3 separate regions of the Homo sapiens genome follow, and regions 1 and 2 are each linked to region 3. Evidence: chromatin contacts called from ENCODE Hi-C or POLR2A ChIA-PET data. All regions are on one chromosome and are shown on one strand. Each heading gives the region's core, a stretch centred on a gene start or an enhancer-like site at or near the end of the contact. The rest is flanking DNA. Distances are from core to core; before and after follow the strand shown.

Evidence for each region. A loop is a pair of places that touch in the nucleus more often than their neighbours do. ChIA-PET counts read pairs that join two places held with the same protein, here RNA polymerase II (POLR2A). Pooled maps may share reads with other maps.
Region 1: a loop to region 3 is called in a pooled map, with 4 times the contacts of the local background. The contact joins the promoter of RIN1 here to the promoter of BANF1 in region 3. A Hi-C loop is called at or near these places in 8 of 50 pooled maps. POLR2A ChIA-PET finds 5 or more read pairs at or near these places in 3 of 52 experiments (BJ, activated CD4-positive, alpha-beta memory T cell and activated naive CD4-positive, alpha-beta T cell).
Region 2: a loop to region 3 is called in a map with no recorded cell type, with 12 times the contacts of the local background. The contact joins the promoter of DPP3 here to the promoter of BANF1 in region 3. A Hi-C loop is called at or near these places in 3 of 37 single-sample maps with no recorded cell type and 7 of 50 pooled maps.

Annotation. Positions count from the first base shown.
Region 1 is chr11:66,334,503-66,337,683 of GRCh38, forward strand. It overlaps RIN1 (Ras and Rab interactor 1), which reads right to left and starts at 1,932. Exons shown (of 10, transcript NM_004292.3): 1 at 1,815-1,932; 2 at 1,476-1,656; 3 at 1,260-1,374; 4 at 1,108-1,180; 5 at 905-996; 6 at 12-749. The coding sequence starts at 1,900. It overlaps BRMS1 (BRMS1 transcriptional repressor and anoikis regulator), which reads right to left. Exons shown (of 10, transcript NM_015399.4): 10 at 2,837-3,181. RefSeq lists an enhancer at 2,412-3,181.
Region 2 is chr11:66,478,991-66,481,792 of GRCh38, forward strand. DPP3 (dipeptidyl peptidase 3) reads left to right here and starts at 1,444. Exons shown (of 18, transcript NM_130443.4): 1 at 1,444-1,475. It overlaps DPP3-DT (DPP3 divergent transcript), which reads right to left and starts at 1,259. Exons shown (of 4, transcript NR_120586.1): 1 at 1,049-1,259. RefSeq lists enhancers at 270-837, 1,414-1,583 and a silencer at 1,224-1,273.
Region 3 is chr11:66,001,049-66,004,040 of GRCh38, forward strand. BANF1 (barrier to autointegration nuclear assembly factor 1) reads left to right here and starts at 1,455. Exons shown (of 3, transcript NM_003860.4): 1 at 1,455-1,522; 2 at 2,187-2,325; 3 at 2,578-2,992. The coding sequence starts at 2,203. The coding sequence ends at 2,724. It overlaps EIF1AD (eukaryotic translation initiation factor 1A domain containing), which reads right to left and starts at 1,109. Exons shown (of 6, transcript NM_001242481.2): 1 at 862-1,109. RefSeq lists enhancers at 807-1,176, 2,184-2,990 and a silencer at 1,477-1,816.

The sequences.
Region 1 (3,181 bases), core at 682-3,181, 330 kb after region 3:
CGGAGCCTCACCCAGCCTCTTAGGCGACAGCAGCTTCTCAGGGCCCAGCTCCGCACTCAGCATGGCCCGGGCCCGGCTCAGCGCCTGACGGATGCCCTGCAGCTCCTGGGGCTCGGGCCCAGCCCGCACCTGGGTCAGTAGGTCCTGCACCAGCTGGCCCGCGGCTGTGTGTCGGTCCTGCATCAGTGCTGCCGCAGCCCGGCCCACCTGCCGCTCCGGTGCCAGTAGGGAGCAGAAGGCGGCGCTCATGGACCGAAGCAGAGGTCGTCGGCGGCCCAGGTGGGGTGAGGTCGCTGGGCTCCCCCGGGACCCTGGCACCCCCTCCTCCTCGGAGCTGCTGGGGGAGCCGCAGTCCACCTCTTGGAGGGAGGGCATAGGCGGAAGGCTAGGGCCACTGCCTGCTGGCACGCGGTACCCCACTGAGCTCTCCCTCCGTAGCAGCTGGCAAGGGGGCAGCCGCTCTGTCTGGCTGGGGACTGCCCCTGGCAGCACGGGGACGGGGGGAGGTGGCACGGCAGGTGGAGACAGGGGGCTGGAGGTCTCTGTGGACACGCGCACTTTGAAGCTTCTCTTGAATTTCTCCCGCTTGGTGGGCCCTAGGTCCCCCGGGAACAGGGGGTTGAAGAAGCACAAGGCGGCTCCGGTGCCCTGGTCCAGCTCTTGAGGGGACCGGGCCTTCAGCTGGGGCAACACTGGGCCTCCAGCCGGGCCCCGCTGAGCCTTGATGTTGAGGGAGGAGCTCCAGAACTCTAGGGAACAAGAAACCGACTGGGGCCTCCGGGACTGGTTAGGGGAAGTTTCCCAACCAAGGCAAGGCAGGGGCTTCGGGCGGTGTGCTGCGAGCCTTGCCTTCCCCTCGGCCTCAGCTTGTTCATCTGTGCAATGGGTGGCAGGAAGCCCTTACCAATGCCCAGATGGGAGATGGCCTCCAGCTCTTTGTGAGTGGCTGCGTGGTGGATGGCTCTGGGGAGCTGCAGCGGGAGGAGAAGGATGTCCCTGAGGCCAGAGAGGGGAGCAGAAGGGAGTGAGGGCCGAAGAGGGCGGGAAGGATGGGCTGTCCCAAGGAGCAGGGCCCGTGGACACCAGGCACCCTGCGGGCAGACTCACCGGGTGTGGCAGTAGGCACAGATGAGCTGGACTAGGTCTGGGAACATGAGCTCCGAGCCCTCCAAGGAGACGCCTGAGAGAGGAGGGAAGTGAGGTGCTTCTCTGGGGAACCTCCCTGCTTCCAGCCCCTTCCCGCCAGGCCAGCCCCTCACCGCCAGGGCTCTCCAGGATGTAGTGGCTGGAGACGAAGGAGGGGCCACTGGCTTCAGGCAACCGCATGCACAGGGCCTGGCACTGGCGGGTGTTAGATTTCCGCACGAGGAACGTCTGCAAGTGGATAGGGCTCAGGCAGCTCAGGACCTTGGCGTCCCATCCCTCTCCCTCCCACCCCTGGCTGGCCAGTCCCTGGAGTGTGGGGCAAGACTCACCCCCGGGGGCTCGGTCCTCAGCATGTGCAGTGCGGCCGCTGCGTTGGCTTGCAGCTGCAGCCACACGGGCCGGGTGAGCAGCAGGCGCTCCCGCAGGCTCACAACGCGCCCCGGCCGCTGCGGCCCGCCTGCCTGCCCGCCGCTGGCATTGGGCACGTCATACAGTGGGTCCTGGGCTGGCCTGGGGGCAGGCACCCAGATCTGAGCAGGGAGCCAGGGGCTGGGACCCTTGCTCTCCTCTTCCCCACTCCCGGGTTTCCCACTTTCTCTATCCCCGGATAGGCCCTCCTCTCGCAGCCCCTCCCTGCCCCACCTGGCTGCCCTGCCAACTTCACTAACTTTTCTCTCGCCAGGTGCCCAGTAGTGAAGCTGGACGGGCTGGGGGCTCCAGGAGAGCCCGCGCCTGACTCTCCAGGGCTTTCCATGGCTGGGAGCTCCTTCGCTTCAGGAAGAGAATCCAGTCCCAAGGCAAGGCACGCACATCCCCAGTGAGTAACACTTCCTGAGGGCGGTCCGCCTGTCACACCCGCCAGTTAACTCTTGTGTGTCCACCCTGCCTGGCCAGTGCCCGCCTCCTCTGTTCTGGACCCTGCTTTGGGGGTCAGGGGTCCCCTCCATGCTAGCCCTGCTCTGAGGGCCCCAGCTGGGGGATGCCACCTCCACACACGGCCTCCTGCAGCCTCACCAGCTACTCACATTGCACACGTGGGCGGGAAGTGGTTAAGCGGCCTCAGTCCCCACAGGCCCCAGCCATGCTCTGGGGGCACCTTTGGCTCTGTGGTCAGTTGCTCATCTGCCCCTGGCCTCAGGTCAGCCTTGTGGGAGAGCACCCTCTACTGTCCATAGATGACTCATTCCTGAACCTGGGTTTTAGGATTTTAGGTTGCCATGGAGAAAATATGCCATGTCTCCATGGAAACCAACCTATTTGCTTAACTGAGGTTCTGGGGGTGGTTCTGACACTCAGTGCTAACCAGGGGGAGTCTGGCTGTGAGGTCGTCAGCACATGGCGGTGCTGCCGGCTGCCTCCCACGCACGCAGGCTCTGCCAGCCTGCCTTGCCAATCTGCCAGGCAACTGGGACAGGTGCAGACATGACCCAGGCTCCAAGCACACGCATCCACCCTCCCCGCCGAGGCACTCTCCCGGTGCCATATGTTGACTCTGCCCAGCGCCAGGCAGCCCAGCGCCCACCTCCCCCTCCCCAGCCTGGCCCCACGCACAGTGCTCTAGCCTCTGCTGGGTAGTGTGAGGAGTGGCAATCTGCAGGCACCCTAGAAGTCGGCCTGGTTCAGGTGCTCCCCACGGGAGCCCTGATTCTCTTGCAAGGTAAATCACACACACACACAGGGCACGCCAGAGTCCCAGGAAAGGTTTTAATTCCAGTCCTTGGAATCTGAGAAGCAGACACCAAGAACTGCCCTGAGAACACCTGGGGGGCCTGGCATCTTGCCTCCAGATCCAGCCAGGGTGGACAGACCCCCAGATAATCACGTCTGACTCAGAGTTCCCGCACAGTGGAAACTGGCTCCCTGGCCCTGAGGCCGGACAGCCTGCATCCAACATCAGCAAGAGGATGTGGCTTTGACTTCGGCTGTCTTCTCTGTCAGGGGAGCCCCAAGAGATGGATCTTCAGGAGTGGGAGGTGGCAGGCGGCTCAGGGATGGAGACAGCAGCCTTGCCTGGTCAGGTCAGCTCCACGGCCAC
Region 2 (2,802 bases), core at 194-2,693, 480 kb after region 3:
AACTGCTAGCAAGGGACCTCAGTATATGCTCATCTTATCTGTGATCATAAAAATGTGATCACGTAGCTGGTTGGGGGGTCCTGAGAGCACTGGGGTCTTTTCCTTGCCTGAGCTGCCCCCTGCTGGCAGTGGGCAGCACTACCTCCCTTACCTGTGCACATTTCAACTTCACCTGTCAGCCAACTTTATACCCATTTTAAAGACAATGAAAACGGAGGCACAGGAAAGAAGAGGGGTGACTTTCCTAAGGACACCGACCAACTTGTTGAACTCCCCCATATAACAAGTAATCATCAAAGCTAACAGCTTGTAACACTGTTGTGTCAAGCAGGGCCTTGGGCACCTTTGTGGATGAGAAACTGGTGTCTATGGTAAGCAGAGGCTGTCTGGCCTAGACACGGGCGTAGCAAGGAGACCGTGCGGGATTTCAGTACCCAAACGCCCCTCACCCTGCGCAACTATAGGGAGCGGCACTGCAGTCAACACATCACAACTTACAATATCCCTTGGATTGGATTCAATTATTAGCCTGGTTTTCCGGTTCATAAAGCCAAGACTCCCAGACAACCTCACTCCACCCCCCAGTCTGACCCTGGGCCCTCACCACTACTCCCCATTTGGCCTAGGCCCTTCCGCATGCCCCACCCAGACCGTGGTCCCGTGAGTCCGTCCAGACCTGTAAAAGTGGACCGCGGGCCCGCCTCTGCTCTGGACTCCCTTTCGGGGCCGCAGGAGGCTTTCTCATCCATCAGGCATCTGGCAAGCACCAGGAAACTACCAGCCTGTTTGTGCTAAGGAAACTGAGGCTCGGGAATGTTTAGCGGCTCCTTCCAGGCCCGTGGCGGGTGGGTGGTGGTACAGTGAAGCAGTCGAGGCGTTTCTCCGCGCCCCTACACGGGTGGGACCACCTCAGCCCTGGCCCGATCCCACTCAACCGTAGCCCCGATTCCCGGCACCGAGAGCTTTGCAACTTCCAAGTCTCCACCCCCAGGTCCCGAGTCCCGAGAGGAAGGTGGAGCCACATTACTCCTATTGTGTAGGTTCCCACCTGCAAGAGTGCTGTCGGGTCCTCTGAGGTGAAACCCCAAAGGAAAGCGGGATCGGGACTGGGGGAGGGGGATTCCCAAGTCCCTGACACCCGCGCCGTCTCGGCCTGGGCTTGGTGACCTCGTCAGTCCCGTCTGCCGGGACTAGGCCGCGGCCAGGCCGGGCACAGCGGTACCCGGTCCGGCGCGTGTGCGGCCTGCTGACAAAAGGCCGAGCCCGCAGGGCCAATCCGCGCGCCACCCCGTAGCGCCTGGGGGCGGGAGCGGGCGAGCCGAGAAGCTCGTCTTGGCGCGTCTATTGGCTGGTACTGACGCCCATCCGGACCCCGAGGCCAGGCAGTTGGCCAAGGGGGGCGGGGTTCGCAGAGCCCCAATGAATGGGGGAGCCGGAAGCAGGAAGTGAGTTTGCGAACGGAGCAGCTGCTGCAGGTGAGGCGCGGCGCCTGGGCTTTTGGGGTCAAAGCGTGTCATCCCGGGGGACCAAGGCGAATCCATACTGAGCGCAAAATCGTTCCCTTTCTGCCCACTCTCCAGTACCCCCTCCAAATTCACCCCGCCCTCGAGGCCAAGGAGTGCTCCGGGGAGCAAAGAGTTAACAGCCCTTTCCGAACCTCGAGGCTGTGCTATTGGGGCGGGGCTTCTGGAGGCCGGGGCAGGGCGAGGAGGCTGGACACTCTGTCCCAGCCGGGACGGGGCGTGGCGGGGAGAATGCCCCGGGTTGGGGAATCCCCGGGTTCCAACGGGGCTGTCAGACCTTCAGTAAATTGTTGCCCTTTCCAAGCCTCAGTTTCCCTATCTGTAAAATGGGCTTTCTTCTGGTTGTGAACTTCTGTGGCTTCCCTGGTGGAGCACAGGGAGCGAGCAGGAGAATGGAGGGCCAAGGAAAAGGCATTTAGAGGGATGAGAATGGGACAGTTTCAAGCAAAATCATTTATTGCTGTGGATACTTTCCGTCCAGGGCGACTTCATCTGATTAGCGCACCCACCTGGTAATATTGGGGTTATTCTCTCTTTTATAGAGGAGGAAACGGAGGTACAGAAAAGTGAAGCAATGGACTTGACTTTTAGGAGTCTGGGGCCGAGTCCTGGCTAAAGGCTGAGCCTTCCAGCTGGCGGCCTGGCACTTTATCCTTGTGAGCACAGTGGAAAGTGTAAAGAATTCTGAACAAAGGCCAGGCGCGGTGGCTCACGCCTGTAATCCCAGCACTTTGGGAGGCCAAGGCAAGCAGATCGCTTGAGGCCAGGAGTTCGAGACCAGCCTGGACAAAATAGCGAGACCCCGTCTCTATCAAAAATACAAAAAATTAGCTGGGCATGGTGATGCACGCCTGTAGTCCCAACTACTTTGGAGGCTGAGGCAGGAGAATCGCTTGAACCCGGGAGGCGGAGGTTGCAGTGAGTCAAGATCATGCCACTGCACTCCAGCCTGGGCAACTAAGTGAGACTCCGTCTTAAAAAAATAATACTGAACAAGGAAGCAGGGAGGGGCCTGGGCTGGGAGCCTAGAGATGAGGATCTCTGCTGCTGATGTCTCCATTGTGGGATTAGGCAAGGCTCTTAGCCTCTCTGAACCTCAGTTTCCCCATCTGTAATACTAGGTAGTTAGAGTCAATCAATTTTTTTTTTTTTGAGGTGGAGTCTCACTCTGTTGCCCAGGCTGGAGTGCAATGGTGCGGTCTCAGCTCACTGCAGCCTCCACCTCCTGGGTTCAAGTGATTCTCCTGCCTCAGCCTTCCCAGTAGCTGAGATTACAGGT
Region 3 (2,992 bases), core at 205-2,704:
TTAAGACACGAGTCTGCCGACGCTCCCGGCCGAATAAAAAAACCTCTTCCTTCTTTAATCTGGTGTCTGAGGAGTTCTGTCTGCGACTCGTCCTGCTACAACAGAATGGGACAATACAATGCATGTCATGTAAAAGTAACTCCGGCCGGGCGCGGTGGCTCACGCCTGTAATCCCAGCACTTTGGGAGGCCGAGGTGGGCGGATCACGATGTCAGGAGATCGAGACCATCCTGGCTAATACGGTGAAACCCTCTCTCTACAAAAATACAAAAAATTAGCCGGGCGTGATGACGAGCGCCTGTAGTCCCAGCTACCCGGGAGGCTGAGGCAGGAGAATGGCGTGAACCCGGGAGGCGGAGCTTGCAGTGAGCCGAGATCGCGCCACTGCACTCCAGCCTGGGCGACAGAGCAAGACTCCGTCTCAAAAAAAAAAAAAAAAAAAAAGTAACTCCTATAATCTTAAGTACTAGTGTAATATAAAACTATACGCATGCTCCAGAGAAGTCATCCTGGCAACCTCTCTGGAAGGAGTTTGAAATAAACCGTATCTTTCTCAACACGCTTGTACACCCCAAGTCTAGCATAGTCACACAACAGAGAAGTTCAGTCTGGCAACACACTACAGCCGGAGACAAACTAGGTGGCCACCGTGATGGTTCAAGCCAGGAACTAGTTAATTAAAGGTTGAGGTGAGCAGGCTTGTCTGCGACATTTGCATATTTCTGACTTGCGTACTTAGAAGACGAAGGCCAGTACCCTTAAGACTGATGGTTTCCGAAAGAAACACTGTCGTCTCTAGTTGCTGTCCTCCTTCCTCCTCCCTGTCTATCCCGGAGAAAAGACCCTCAGAGAAACACCCACACTTAGTCTCTGGCCCTCGGCTCCCAGGAACGCTGCCGGAGCAACACCGCCGTCTAGGCTGGACGCTGAGAGAGGATCGTCCACGACTCACTTCAAGGCTGAACCAAGAAAACACAGTAAAGGAACTTGCCGGCGGCCGCGACGGTAGCGTCAGTTAGAAATCAGGTCTCCAGTGTTCCCAGTTCCCACCAGTCCAACTGCGAGGAGTGCGACGTGAGTCTGAGTCTGATCCCTCCGAAAACCGTACTTCCGGCGCTGTCTCGGAGGCCTCCCGTCCCCTCCCTTGTCCGTCTTCTAACTCTTCCCCACGCCAGGTCCGTCAAGCCTAAGTCCTTGAGTTCCGGGTCCGGGCAGCAGAGAAAGGAAGTCCTCTCCCTGGAGGCCTATCTCCCTCAGAACTGCGCGAGAAGCGAGACCTTAGAAGGCAGGGCTTCCCGCGAAGGACCGGAAAGGAGCGCCTACTAAGGACGCCGTCGAGGTCCGGGGCGCCTCAACTCTATAGCTCTAACTGGCTAGAAGTGCCCAACGTGGAATGTTTCTTTTTTAAAGGCGGCTCTTGAAGCGACCCGGAAGCGGAAGTGGAAGAAAGTTCTAGTGGCTTGAGGTATCCGCAGGAGCGGCCGGGTGGCGGGAGGAACCGTTACGGGAACTGAAGTTGCGGGTGAGCGCCAGCCGCGGAGCAGGGCCCTGATTGGAGGCCAGAGGGGTTGCGGGGAGAAGGGGAGGAGAGGGGTCGCAGGCGCTGTGGCGGGCCCTGGGGGAGAGCTTGGCCGCGCTGCGGGGAGGGGGCGGGGTGCAGCGCGTGGGAGCCGGGCCGCGGGAAGGGGCGGGCCGCAGCGGCGCGCGGTGGGGGCGGAGCTGGGGCGCGGCGTGAACCCCGCGGGCGGGGAGCGGGTGTGCGCAGCGCTAGGTGTGCGCTTCGCCCTGTAGGTAGAGAGACCCTTTGGTTAGCTTTCCACGCCAAGTGGCCGTTCCAGGCAGGCAGTGTCGTCTTGGTTCAGCCAAGGTCACAGAGGGAGTGATAGCTTCCGCGCAGCCCTGGCTACGGACTCTGGGCATCTTTCCACTGCCCCGCTTGCGCCACCTGTTAGGCAGGATCGTTTTTCCTCTGGGGCAAGATCAAAATCCAGGTCCTGCAGGAAGAAACTCCTCTTAAAAATAGTAGGGAAGAGTCTCCCTGGAACTGTTTTCTCCTTTCAGGATGAGGGGGATCGAGCAAGCCACTGTAACCCCTGGCTTGGCTTCCTCTTACTATGAGATTGCTCGTGGGCCCTTAGAAGTTCCAGGTCTTCAGCCCTAATCTGCCTTTTTTTTGGGATTCCTAGATTAAGCCTGATCAAGATGACAACCTCCCAAAAGCACCGAGACTTCGTGGCAGAGCCCATGGGGGAGAAGCCAGTGGGGAGCCTGGCTGGGATTGGTGAAGTCCTGGGCAAGAAGCTGGAGGAAAGGGGTTTTGACAAGGTGTGGGGTGGCTGCGTGTACCTAGTGCAAGCGGGGGGTGGAAGGGAAGTGATTCCATCTGCTGGGGGATGGACAGTAAGGTATAATCTGAAGAGGCTGCCAGAGCCTGGGCACCTGGTGGAGAGGAGAGGGGGGCAAAACCCGCGCTGCTTCCTGGGCTTGTGTGCTCTGAATGGCACAGGAATGGCTGTCTTGCTCTTATCTCTCACTGAGCACTGAGCAGCACGCTCCTTCCTTTTCCCTGTTTTGCAGGCCTATGTTGTCCTTGGCCAGTTTCTGGTGCTAAAGAAAGATGAAGACCTCTTCCGGGAATGGCTGAAAGACACTTGTGGCGCCAACGCCAAGCAGTCCCGGGACTGCTTCGGATGCCTTCGAGAGTGGTGCGACGCCTTCTTGTGATGCTCTCTGGGAAGCTCTCAATCCCCAGCCCTCATCCAGAGTTTGCAGCCGAGTAGGGACTCCTCCCCTGTCCTCTACGAAGGAAAAGATTGCTATTGTCGTACTCACCTCCGACGTACTCCGGGGTCTTTTGGGAGTTTTCTCCCCTAACCATTTCAACTTTTTTTTGGATTCTCGCTCTTGCATGCCTCCCCCGTCCTTTTTCCCTTGCCAGTTCCCTGGTGACAGTTACCAGCTTTCCTGAATGGATTCCCGGCCCCATCCCTCA